Linked DNA regions of Homo sapiens: region 1 is linked to region 2. A link is a contact called in ENCODE Hi-C or POLR2A ChIA-PET data. All regions are on one chromosome and are shown on one strand. The core of a region is the stretch at or near the end of the contact, and the rest is flanking DNA. Distances in the headings are between cores, read along the strand shown. Region 1 has its middle 120 kb from the start of MIR4786. Region 2 overlaps HDAC4 (histone deacetylase 4).

The links. Hi-C counts contacts between places; a loop is a spot of excess contacts on that map. ChIA-PET counts read pairs that join two places held with the same protein, here RNA polymerase II (POLR2A). Pooled maps may share reads with other maps.
Region 1: a pooled map shows a loop between it and region 2 (1.9-fold over the local background). The contact joins two enhancer-like sites. A Hi-C loop is called at or near these places in 1 of 168 maps with a recorded cell type or tissue (ascending aorta) and 4 of 50 pooled maps. POLR2A ChIA-PET finds 5 or more read pairs at or near these places in 1 of 52 experiments (activated CD4-positive, alpha-beta T cell).

The regions. Positions count from the first base shown.
Region 1 is chr2:239,818,430-239,823,704 of GRCh38, forward strand. No RefSeq gene overlaps it. Among named protein-coding and RNA genes, the nearest start is that of MIR4786, 120 kb to the right of the region's middle. RefSeq lists enhancers at 1-162, 880-1,380. Within about 2 kb of position 2,367, at least 2 of the 41 ENCODE cell types and tissues checked have a DNase peak (open chromatin) inside an H3K27ac peak, as active enhancers do.
Region 2 is chr2:239,263,096-239,268,429 of GRCh38, forward strand. All of the region lies in intron 2 of HDAC4 (histone deacetylase 4), which reads right to left. Among named protein-coding and RNA genes, the nearest start is that of MIR4269, 40 kb to the right of the region's middle. RefSeq lists enhancers at 1,008-1,675, 2,106-2,205, 4,149-4,198. Within about 2 kb of position 1,541, at least 16 of the 41 ENCODE cell types and tissues checked have a DNase peak (open chromatin) inside an H3K27ac peak, as active enhancers do.

The sequences.
Region 1 (5,275 bases), core at 1,117-3,616, 560 kb after region 2:
ATGGCACCAAAGCAAAAGCATGATGTCCAGCCTTGCTGGCCCCTCCTAGCCCGAGGCCCCAGCCCTGTCCGCTCAGGGGTGCTCTGGCCTGCTGCAGCGAACATGAAAACATGGAACCTGCCTAAGGGGTGAAAGCTCCTTCTCTTCCCTTCCCGTCCTGTCCCGCCTCAGACCAAGCACCGGCCTCTGCCTCCTGTATCCAGGGCCTTTCTCTACCCACCCGGCATCTGCTGCCCACTGTTGGGTCTTGGCCTCCCTCCTACAGCTTCCCCCAGCCCTCAGGCACCTTCACAACCATCCAGGGCAGCTGGGCTCCTCGCAGGATGCCCACACTGCCCATCCAGGGCAGGCAAGCTGGGCCCCCCATGGGAAGAGCAGGGAGCTCCTGGCTTTGCCCTGGATCCTGGGAAGTGTTGCTACGATCATGGCCCACACAAAGCTCCATTGTTCCCCCAAACAGTAGCAATCAGAGTTCAGGCCAAGTTGGACGTGTAACAGAGGGCACCCATGCTGCAGAGATCTCCATAGATCCTTTCTCCGTTCCCCACCAAGCCACACTCTCGCTGTCCCTCCAACCCCACCAGTTCCTCCTCCCCATCCTTGATTCCCTTCAGGACTAACCCTGGGGGTTCTGCCCGGCTGGGCTCCTCCCCTGTGGCAGGAACCCCAGGCTCAGTCTAGGGGAGCTGCCCCTTCTCAGAGGTGGAGGCTTTTCTGGCACGTCACTCAGCGGATGCATCTGTGGGAAGGGCCAGTCCTTTGCCTCCGCCACCTTGAGACGTGGCCCTGGCTCCTCTGGAGATGACGATTCAATCAGAAAAAGTACTTCAGCTCCAGTAAGGTGCTGGGATCGGCTCAGGGGGCCCCATGGGTCCTCAAATCCCAGCGAGGGCATGCTCTGCAAGCTGATGACACACCCTGCACTGACCACAGTATCCGGCACATGGTATAAGTCATGAACCCTGGCCAAGGAGGCATCAAACAGCACAGAACACGGTGAGCAGTCAGTGCTTCCTTCCAGCACCTCCAGGAAGGACAGCCCAGGCCTCCAGAAACGTGTGTGCGGCCTTGAGATGGGAGAGCACTGAGGGGACCTCGGGGGAGGCCCGGCAGAGGACACAGCTGCCTGCAGGAAGGCCTTAAAGCTCAGAAGGTCACCCGAGAGGGGCTGTGACTTTCCCATAAGGGAACAAGTGTCCAGCGGGGTGGGTGATGCTGTCACCTCCCAGTCACAGCTCTCCAGGACATTCCAGAATTGACAACCAGTGCACCCTACAGTCTGTATCCAGCAGACATCAGCCCACCCCTGCCCAGGGCCATCGGCTGCCATAAATGGGGCCTCTGTCTTGAATATGTGGGTTCCTGGGTCACCCAGCATTGTGTAAGGAAGGTGTCTCTCAAGATGAGGAGTGGAGGGGGCACAGCTGCTTCTGTGGCTGGACTCTGGTCTTGCACACCAAGGCTCTGTTTCTTCATCTGCAAACAAGGACAATTTGCCCTGAGCCCCTTCCATGTTGGCTGGTGAAGCCACCGCCCAGGTCTGGTGGGAGTCCCCAGGGAGGGAGTGGTCCTTCAGCAGTGCCAGGCAGGGGTGCCCAGGGTCTGCAGGGGCAAAGGGGTGGAATTCAGAGTCCAAGAGACAGATGTGCTTGGAGGAGAGGGGGCCGTCTTCCAGGAACCTGGAGGGAAAGGAGGAGAGGCTCTGTCTGGGGACAGTGGCCGAGTGTCAGAGCCTCTTTTTGAACCTCAGAAACAGGTTGTTTAAAGAACTTCTCCCTCGAGTTCCACTCCAGAAAGTAGCAGCAGGAACACGATCCAATCAGCAGCAGCATCAAACCGCCTGTGTGAAGTCATCCATGCAGCCGCCCACACACGTCCTCTGCCTTATCTGGTATCTGATGATTTTTCTGGAGAGGAGCCATGTCAAAGCTGGGATGCCTGGCGCTCCTGGCCCAAGGATCGGGACAGTGCCCTCTCCCTTCCTCTCATCCCCACGCAGGTGCCCGTCCAGCTCGCACTGATCTGTGCGTATCCGTGCTGCAAGTGCTTGGGCCTTTGCTGGCACCTCCGTTCCTGTGGCCTCAGCCCCTTCTCCCCGTGCTTCGATTTGGGCACTTTGCCCTTCCTCTCAATTTAGCGGGGGTATCACCTCTCCTGGGAAGCCCCCCATGGCATTTCCAGTCCAGTTTCATGACTGCACCTTTGGAAATCTCTGTCCCCTGTGTTGAAATGACCCACATCCTTGTTTTCTAGATCATTTATGCCTTGAGAGTAGGAACTCAGGGGCTTCAGCTCTCTGCCACCAGCACTGAGCACACAGTGGGCATTTGATCCTGGCCATGACAGAAGAGGGAAAATCAGACCCACCTCCCAGGGAATCAGGAGCAGGTGGCCAAAATCAGAGAGATGGATGCTGGGAGGTCATCCAGACAAACAGCCTCAGTGTCAGGCAGGGCTTCCAAGGACAGATGGGTGGATTCTGCTGTGATCCCAAGAAAGAGGAGAGGGGGAGGAAGCAGAGGTCTGATGGCGTCACCTTAGAAAGGCCACGTGGGGGCAAGGGCGGGGCGGAGAGTTCCCAGGCAGAGATTGGAGGGAAGGCAAGACAGGGGTCATCCCAGCCAAGGCCAGGACACCGCTGGGGCCAGAGCTGCTTCGGATGAGGGCAAGGGAAGCCAAGGACAGTTGTGACACTTTGTGACCACCATCATTAACTTCAGGCGGTGACTCTGACAGCACAGACAGGCACAATAGCATGCTGTGCTCAGGAGGAAGAAAACACGCAGGGACCCAGGAAAAATAAGTGATTCCACTGTAACGCACTGGGAGGGAGCCTGCCAGCTTCTATGTGAAACAGTCCTCAGCACCACATCACCCAGCTGTCACAGGGCCAGGCTGTTATCACCCCGTGCAGAAGGGAAGGACATGGCGCCTGCTCTCAGAGCTGGTGAGCTGCAGGGCTGCTGTGTGGATCTGTGCCTTTGACACTGAAGCCCAAGTGCTTCTCCAGAGGAGTGGACACTGGGCCCAAGGAGGCAGCACGGATCTGCCCAGCCCCGGCTTTCTGCCATCCACCAGCACAGGAGTGTCTGTGGAGTAGTCCTGGAGCTCTGGCCATCTGACGCCTCCACGTCTAGAATATACCAGGTCATATTCAAACAGCAGGCTTCCCAGCCAGCTGGAGCAGATGGACCCACCGCTTTCTGCCTCCCCAACTTTCCCAAGGTCAAGAAACATCCCACACTGCTCCATTTCACCCCTCATGAACCTGCAGCCTAATGGGAGCATCAGCCCCAGGCAGGAGCAGGTAAGACCGAGGCTAAGACCACGGGACTCCAGGACAAAGAGAAGATACTGGAATTGGGCTCCTTCCTGGGCAAGGAAGGGCCCTACCTCAGGAGAACAGCTGGGGTCTAAGCTGGCAATGGGAAAGGGGGGCTCTGGCTGGAAGGCAGAGGGCTGAGAGCAGAGGCAGAAAAGCCACCATGCTGGTAGGGAAGGGGTGGCTCAGGAAGACAAGGATCCCTGCAGGTGGCAGGCCCAGGAGAGTGCAAGAGGACAGCAGTCACACGGCACAGGGAGGAGGCAGGACAACAGATCTCAGGGCTTTGGAGAGAGAGCCTGAGATGTCCCCGGATAACAGGACTCAAGGGTGCCTTAGGGGTGCCGTGCCCCTTGCACAGAGAAGACTGAAGACAACAAAGAGGGAGAGATCATCACTGGGGAACGGTTCTTAATAAACCATACGTAGGGCGTTGGGGCACCAGGGGAGAAGATAAAGCGTGGATGCAAGTTCGGCTGTCGGGGGTTGCAGGAAGGCAAGAAGGGATTTGAGGGACGGTCCCTGTCTGCTCAGAGAAGCAGGGAGCCAGGGCATCAGCTGAGAGTGAGGGGCAGGTGGGGTGCACAGAGAGGGAAACTGAGTCACTGTAGAGCATCCAGAGGCGCAGACAGGGTGTCCTGTGCAGCCAAGGGCTGCAGCCAGGATTGCGTTCCCTGTTCCCTGGGGGCCCAGCCAGTTGCGTTTGCATTTTCTCTGGCAGTGGGCGGCAGTCTGAAGCATGAGTCAAAAAGGGAAGCATGGGGTACTAGCAGAGAAGGAGCGTTGGGTATGGTTGGTGATATGGTTTCGATCTGTGTGTCTGCCCAAACCTCATGTAGAATTGTAATCCCCAGTGTTGGAGGTGGGGCCTGGTGGGAGGTGATTGGATCATGGGGGTGGAGTTCCCCCTGGGTGCTGTTCTCATGACAGTGAGTGAGTCCTCACAAGATCTGGCTGTTTAAAAGTGTGTGGTACCTCCCCGTCTCTCCCTTCCTCCCTCTCCGGCCATGTGAAGTGCAGGCTTCCCCTTCACCTTCCACCATGATTGAAGCTGAGAACATGCCGCCATGCTTCCTGTGCAGCCTGCAGAACCCTGAGCCAATTAAACCTCTTTCCTTATAAATTACCCAGTCTCAAGTATTCCTTAATAGCAGTGGGAGAATGGACTAATACAGGTGAGAGGGAGTGCTAGGTATGGGAGGGAAGAAGAGCATTGGATTTGGGAGGGGAGGTGGGTGTTGGGTACTAGTAGAGAAGGGAGTGTTGGGCTGGTCCTCCATTGGTAATTTCCCAAGCCCCTGCATAAGTACCCTGGGGAGGGGGCTAACTGAGGTTCATATCCCAAAGTGAGACATGGGATACGGAGGTGTGCTATGGGCAACAGGCAGGATAAAGACTGGGGGAAGGAGAGATCTTAAGAAGTGGATAGGCAAGACCTTGCAAAGCCTTCTTAGGTCCAAGCATGATTTTCCTTCGCCCTTGTTGTAGGAGCAGTACCCAGCTTCTCCTAGGGAATGGCCACTACCCTATCTGCTGGACGTGGCTCTGGATGAATCAAAGAAGTTCCTTTGACCTTGCCACATTTACCCGGAGGTGTTTTGACTCCATGGCAGATACTTTGCCCATTTGCCACAGAGCAGATGGTTACTGAGAGTTCGTAGAGCTGTTAGAAACTTATGAAAGAGCCTGATGAGCCATAAAGTGGACCAGCTGTGGACAAGAGCAATTATCAAGAGTAATGGCTCAGGATTACCTAAGAAATACAAACACATTTTTTTCAATTCAAAATTAATATTACAGCAGACATAACACAAAATAAAGCCAACAATAACTGAAGCAAAAGTTATTATAGATTTAAAAAGCTATAAAACTGAAGCATACAGCAAAAGTTGTTTTAGATTAAAAATTGAACAATCAGTCATTGTTAACATTGAAAACTATAAAAATTGAACT
Region 2 (5,334 bases), core at 291-2,790:
AGGCACATACACACCACTGCAATTACTGCTAGAAAATATGAAAAACACTACCCTCCTTCATGTCTGCTGTGTCGGTGCCCTAGCCTCTGCCCCAGAGGTCAGAATGGCTCCAAGGGCACGGGGCCACTGTGCAACTGCACATCAGCCATCCCGAAGCCCGCCCTGAGGACCCCCGCCCAGCCCAGCCCCCTACACATCAGCTGTCTCGAAGCCCACCCTGAGGACCCCCGCCCATCCCAGCCCCTTGCACATCAGCCGCCCCGAAGCCCGCCCAGTCCCCTGCCTGGAGATCACCCCTTCTCTTCACAACAGGCAGCAGGTGAACAGCTTCCCCCTCGGAGCTGCCCCATGGGCCTCACTGCACAGGTGTGGAGGCGTCCACGTCTACACCACCAGGAACCCCCAGGCAGGGCAGCTCTTGGCACTGATGCCCAACGGGTATTGCTAGGCCCGCACGGAGCTGCTGTCAAGGACAGGGGCAAGGGCAGGGAAGTGAGGCTCTACACACAGCAGCATCTTCATGCCTTGCCTGAGAGTATGTTCTAGAAGGACACGGGAGAGAAGAATAAACAGGGTCAGGACAGTCAGGAAAGGCCTCCAAGTTGGAGGTGTTAACCACATCTGAAGGGGTTCCTGAGAGACACGGGGGCACCGACGGGGGGACAGAGCCCAGTGCTGCTGTCCTGGGCATGCAGAGCAAGCCGCCTGCCTGGCCCCAGCTGTCCGACTCGGCTGAGCCTCGCCTCCTGCTGCTCGATCTAAGCTGGCTGCCCAGTGACGCCACTCTGCCCCTTCTCTGCAGAGGGGAAGCTCCGTGAAGGCAGAGCCCTGTCTGGCCACTGCTCCCCTCAGTCTGAAAGGAAGGGTACGTGGGCACCTCTGAGAGCCAGTGGCTTACTCAGGGCACACAGGACCTTTGGGGTGGGGGCCATCCTCGAGCGGGGGCTCAATGACTGAAAACAAAAGGGGGAAGACACAGCCCTGGAAAGGAGGGGGCTGACTTTCCCAGGCCAGGCGGGGAGCTCGTGGGGAGACGGGCTCTGGCCTCAGCCTAAGGTCACACCCCAAAGGCCATCCCAGACACCGGAGTTCCTGCCGCTCGGGGACTCCCAGCAGGCACAGGCTTCACCTCTTTCTGCTCGGGCCGCCCCAGCCTCCACTGCGGAGGAGCAGATGCGCCTGCCAGGTTCCATTCAGCTTCGGTTTGCAAATGGAAGCACAGGCATTTCCAAATGCAGCTCACATTTGTGAGTGTGGCAAAAGAGCGAAAGACCGTGGGGGCAGGAAACTGGATTTTGTTTGGTTGGTTTCTAAATGTCTGTTAAGAATGTGCTAATGTAAGACTACACATGAAGGTCGCTGGGCAGATGCAGCGGTTTATCTTGGAAAAAGAAGTGTGGCTGCCCACGGCTCTGACAGGACAGCCAACCACATGCGACCAGAGGGAGATGGCTTGGGTGAGCCGAGGCCCTCCTGATCCTAAGTGGCCAACAGGGTGCTTTGAGTGATGCTCCCTAGGGCTCGCAGCCTGAACCTGCAGAGGTTGAGGAAGCTGATGCAACAGTCGAAGAATAGATCAGCCTTCCTGGGTAGAAGCCAAGGTCTCTAGAAGCCCCGTCCTGTCTGCAGCATTTCTTGGGGGGAGGCTCTTCTGAAAGCCATGCCTTGCGGCAGGTCCCAGGGTGTAAACACTGTGCAGGGGGGACACCTGGCCCACTGCTGCCCCGTCGGAGGGTCCTGCCCCTTCCTTCCTACTCGGTGTTCCGGGGACCTGAAGGCCCCCATATGCTGCTGGAGGTGTGGCAATGGGCTTTCTTTTTTCCATGAGCTGGAAGCTGCCTCTCAGAACTGTCCAGCTTCAGAGAACCCTGAAGATGGACTCTCCTGCCCCTCCCCCTGCAGAGCAGGGCAGGCCCAATGCGGGCTGAAGTGGACAGGGGTGCAGAGCCTGACAGGGGCTGGAGAGTGGGGGATGGGGGCCAAAGAGCCAGGGGCCAGCCCTGGGGCTCTCCCACCTCCCTTGAACCACTGTGAACCCGCCCCAGGGGAGGACTTGCTGCTCCAGGTCACCCTTAACCCCCAAGTGACAAGCAGGGCTCCCACATGTGTGCCAACCCCAGGATGGGTCCAGCACACTCAGGAAAAATCACAGCCTCTGACAGTACTCCAGAGGCATCACAGATGAAGTCATAAAACCCTCCCCTTCAAACGTGTGACTTCTCAGCAAACACCGCCACAGACTTTCGTATCAGGAAGTCAATCTTAGCCCAGCAATGGGTGTGGTTTCAAAATAAATCACTCCTCCAGAGAAGCCAAGGCCTCCCACTCAGAAACAGCACTTCCAAAATCAAAGAAAAACCCCACTGTTAGTGGCCTCCCAGCACCACCCCTCTGTGCTTTCTGGGCACTGCATGTGGGACAGGTGAAGAGCCCTCCTGGGGGGAGGTGCGGTGGGGCGGGAACCCAGGCCCTCCCTTTGCCCCTGACTCTCCTGCTCCGCAGAGCCTTGAGGCACAAAGGACAGAGCAGGAACACGAGGTGATGCCAATGCTCACCAGGCCACAGCGCCGGCACCAACACAGGCACCCCACAAAGACACAGCCACCAGGCTGGGTGCAGGCTCAAGGTCAGCCAGCTCTGCAGGATCCCAAACAACAGTGTCAGAGACACCAGGCTTCTTGGAACTTCCAAACACCATTTTAAGGTTATGCATGAGCTCAAGCATTCTGCTAGGTCCTGGGGGTGAATGGGAATGCGGGAACCATGCCATGGGCTGGCTGGTGCTGAGTGGGCAGTGCCCCGATCAGGCTGGAGTACTGACCTCCTGGGCCTGGTGGGATGAGGTGAGGCCAAAGCGAGCTGCCTGTCCATCCTCATACACCAACCGTATGGCAGGAGCGTGGCCTGCCTTGCCCAGCTCCCCCTCTAAGGACAGGGAGGGGGACACAGAGCCCCTAAGCCTGCGCAGAGGCTGCTGTGGCATCCAGAGGGGCTGCCAGCCAGTGAAGGCTGCTGAGACCAGAGGTGAACCATAAGGCCAAGGGGCCAGGCCAGCCGGAGCCCACCACACTGCCATAGCCCCTCGCCGGCATCCCAGCACAGTGCCCGAGGCAGGGAGCCCACACTCCAGGCAGGCCTACTTCCTGTAGCAGAGCCGCTAGGTGGGAAACGTGCCCCTGATTCTCCATAGGCCGGGACCCTGGTCCCAGGAGCCCACACTGAGATTCTGACTGTCCTCAATGCCCTGCACTGCAAGCCACTGGCTTGGCCTGCCCAGCCCTCCATGACCTCCGCACAGCCATCCTGCCTGCAGCACAGATTCACAGCCCACCTGCCCAGGGGGGCCTGGCCCTGTGCTGGCCATGCTACCCCCACCTATTCCAGAGGTGCCTCCGGGGCTGCTGAGGACAAATGAGGCTAACAATTACATACCAGCTGTCCCGAGGCAAGAGTCCACGATTTCATGACACACACCTTTGCTCCCTCTGGGAAATTATAAGCCACTGGCCAAGAAATCATCATGGCTTCCACACACCCAAAGGCAAGCGCTGCAGCTCACAGCTCACATCCCACCCTCTCTCCCTCTGTCTCCACATTCTACATCTGCCTCTTGGGACCCTCCCAATGTCACCATTTCCAGGTAGCCCAAAGGGGACTGTGAGCTTGTAAAGTGGAAGAGGCTCTTCCTTCACTTAGCCAGCACTGACGGTGTCTACAAGGCACCCGCTTGGCCTCTATAGCTCCTGGGACTCCTGCTCCACCCCACACCCAGGTGCTGTGGCCTTCCCCAGGGGACACCAGGTCATTAGTTTCGTCTCCCCCAGCCCTAACCACTGGAGGTCCCCTAAGCCACAGGGGACAAGGCAGGGCTACTGGTAATCTCTCAGGACACCACCCTGGGCATCCTGGGCACAGTGGCTGTGCACAGCTGGTGCTCACAGCTGTGCAGAGGGAGAGTAAGTGCCCACATGGTCTCCGCGGCAGCTGTACACTGCATGGGGGGTGCCGCTTGACCACCTAGCACTCCTGTGGCACTGGACACATTACTTGACCTCTGATGTTGCCATCTATGACCTGGGAGATGGTGGGACCTACCACCGTCCAGGATCTAGGGCAGTGCCCGGCCCACAGAAAGTTCCCATCCACTGCACCTATAATTACACTTCGTAAACACTAATCCGTGACCATGGACACGCATACCACACCCGTCCATATCACACCAGACAGACGGCCTCTGATACAGACCCTCCCGAGGAAGCCGATGGAGTCTGAAGAGCACCAGTGGCCAACAGTTCCCAGCGGAGCACCAGGGCCCATGGCACCACTCAGCAGTTGCCCAGGGTCCCCAGATACAACGGTGGACAGCAAGGACTCCCCAAACCCTTGAGGACGTGCTGAAGGCAGCAAAAATCTACAACTGTTCCCGGAAGGGCTTGGCACAGCTATAGAGAGTTGTACACACAAGAAACTAGCCACAAACCGGAAACGTTAAACCACAGCTCCGTGACACTTCCTCACCAGGAGGCGGAGCCCTGAGCCAAGGCAGACCTGGAGGGCTCCACAGAAGAGGCCTGTGCCAGGGGCCCTGCGCCCTTCTACACGGCAATGGGGACTCAAATCACAGGGACGAGGCCCCTCACGAAGAGCTCTGCCCTGGGGCAGGTCCTCTGCATCCCCTCGCAGGCTTCTCCCTCCGTCAAGGACAGAGACTGCTCCAGCCAGCTGGTTAGTTTCCACCCAAAGCCAGCCGCTTGCCATTGTTCCCAGCTTCTGAGTTCTTACATGGTAATTCTGCACATTCCAAACAGTCTTTCAAATACCGTCTCGTCTAAGAATGAGTGCACTTTCCTAAAAAGACAAATATCAAGCACTTAAAACACACACACCAAGCTACAGGCTATACTTGAATTCCAGGCATAAATCTGAATTTCTCTAACTGTTGTCCAAATTAGGTCAAAGAGTTACCAGAATAATCAGAAAATGTTTTGAGAGGGGTTTAAATTCACTTGGTTGTAATTTTTTTTATTTGCTCAATTCATCCCATTCTCGCTGCTGAGCTTTCTCCTTAGGAAGTTGGAATGGGTGCTGGAGGAAGTGAACTTGGTCCTCAGCAAACTGGGAATGCCAACAGCGCTGGCCACTCCCAGACTCGGGCTGGTGGCCAGGACGGTGGCCCTGGCGGGCCAGGCCCCACTGACAGCCCTAGGCAGGCCTGTCCTGGAAGGAGCAGGGCCCATTCCACACTGTGAAGAGTGACCCAAGAGATCAGAGATTAGACTTGGGTCTAGATTTTTCTCAGGATAAAGTGTGATTTTGAAAAGACGCTGAGTAAAT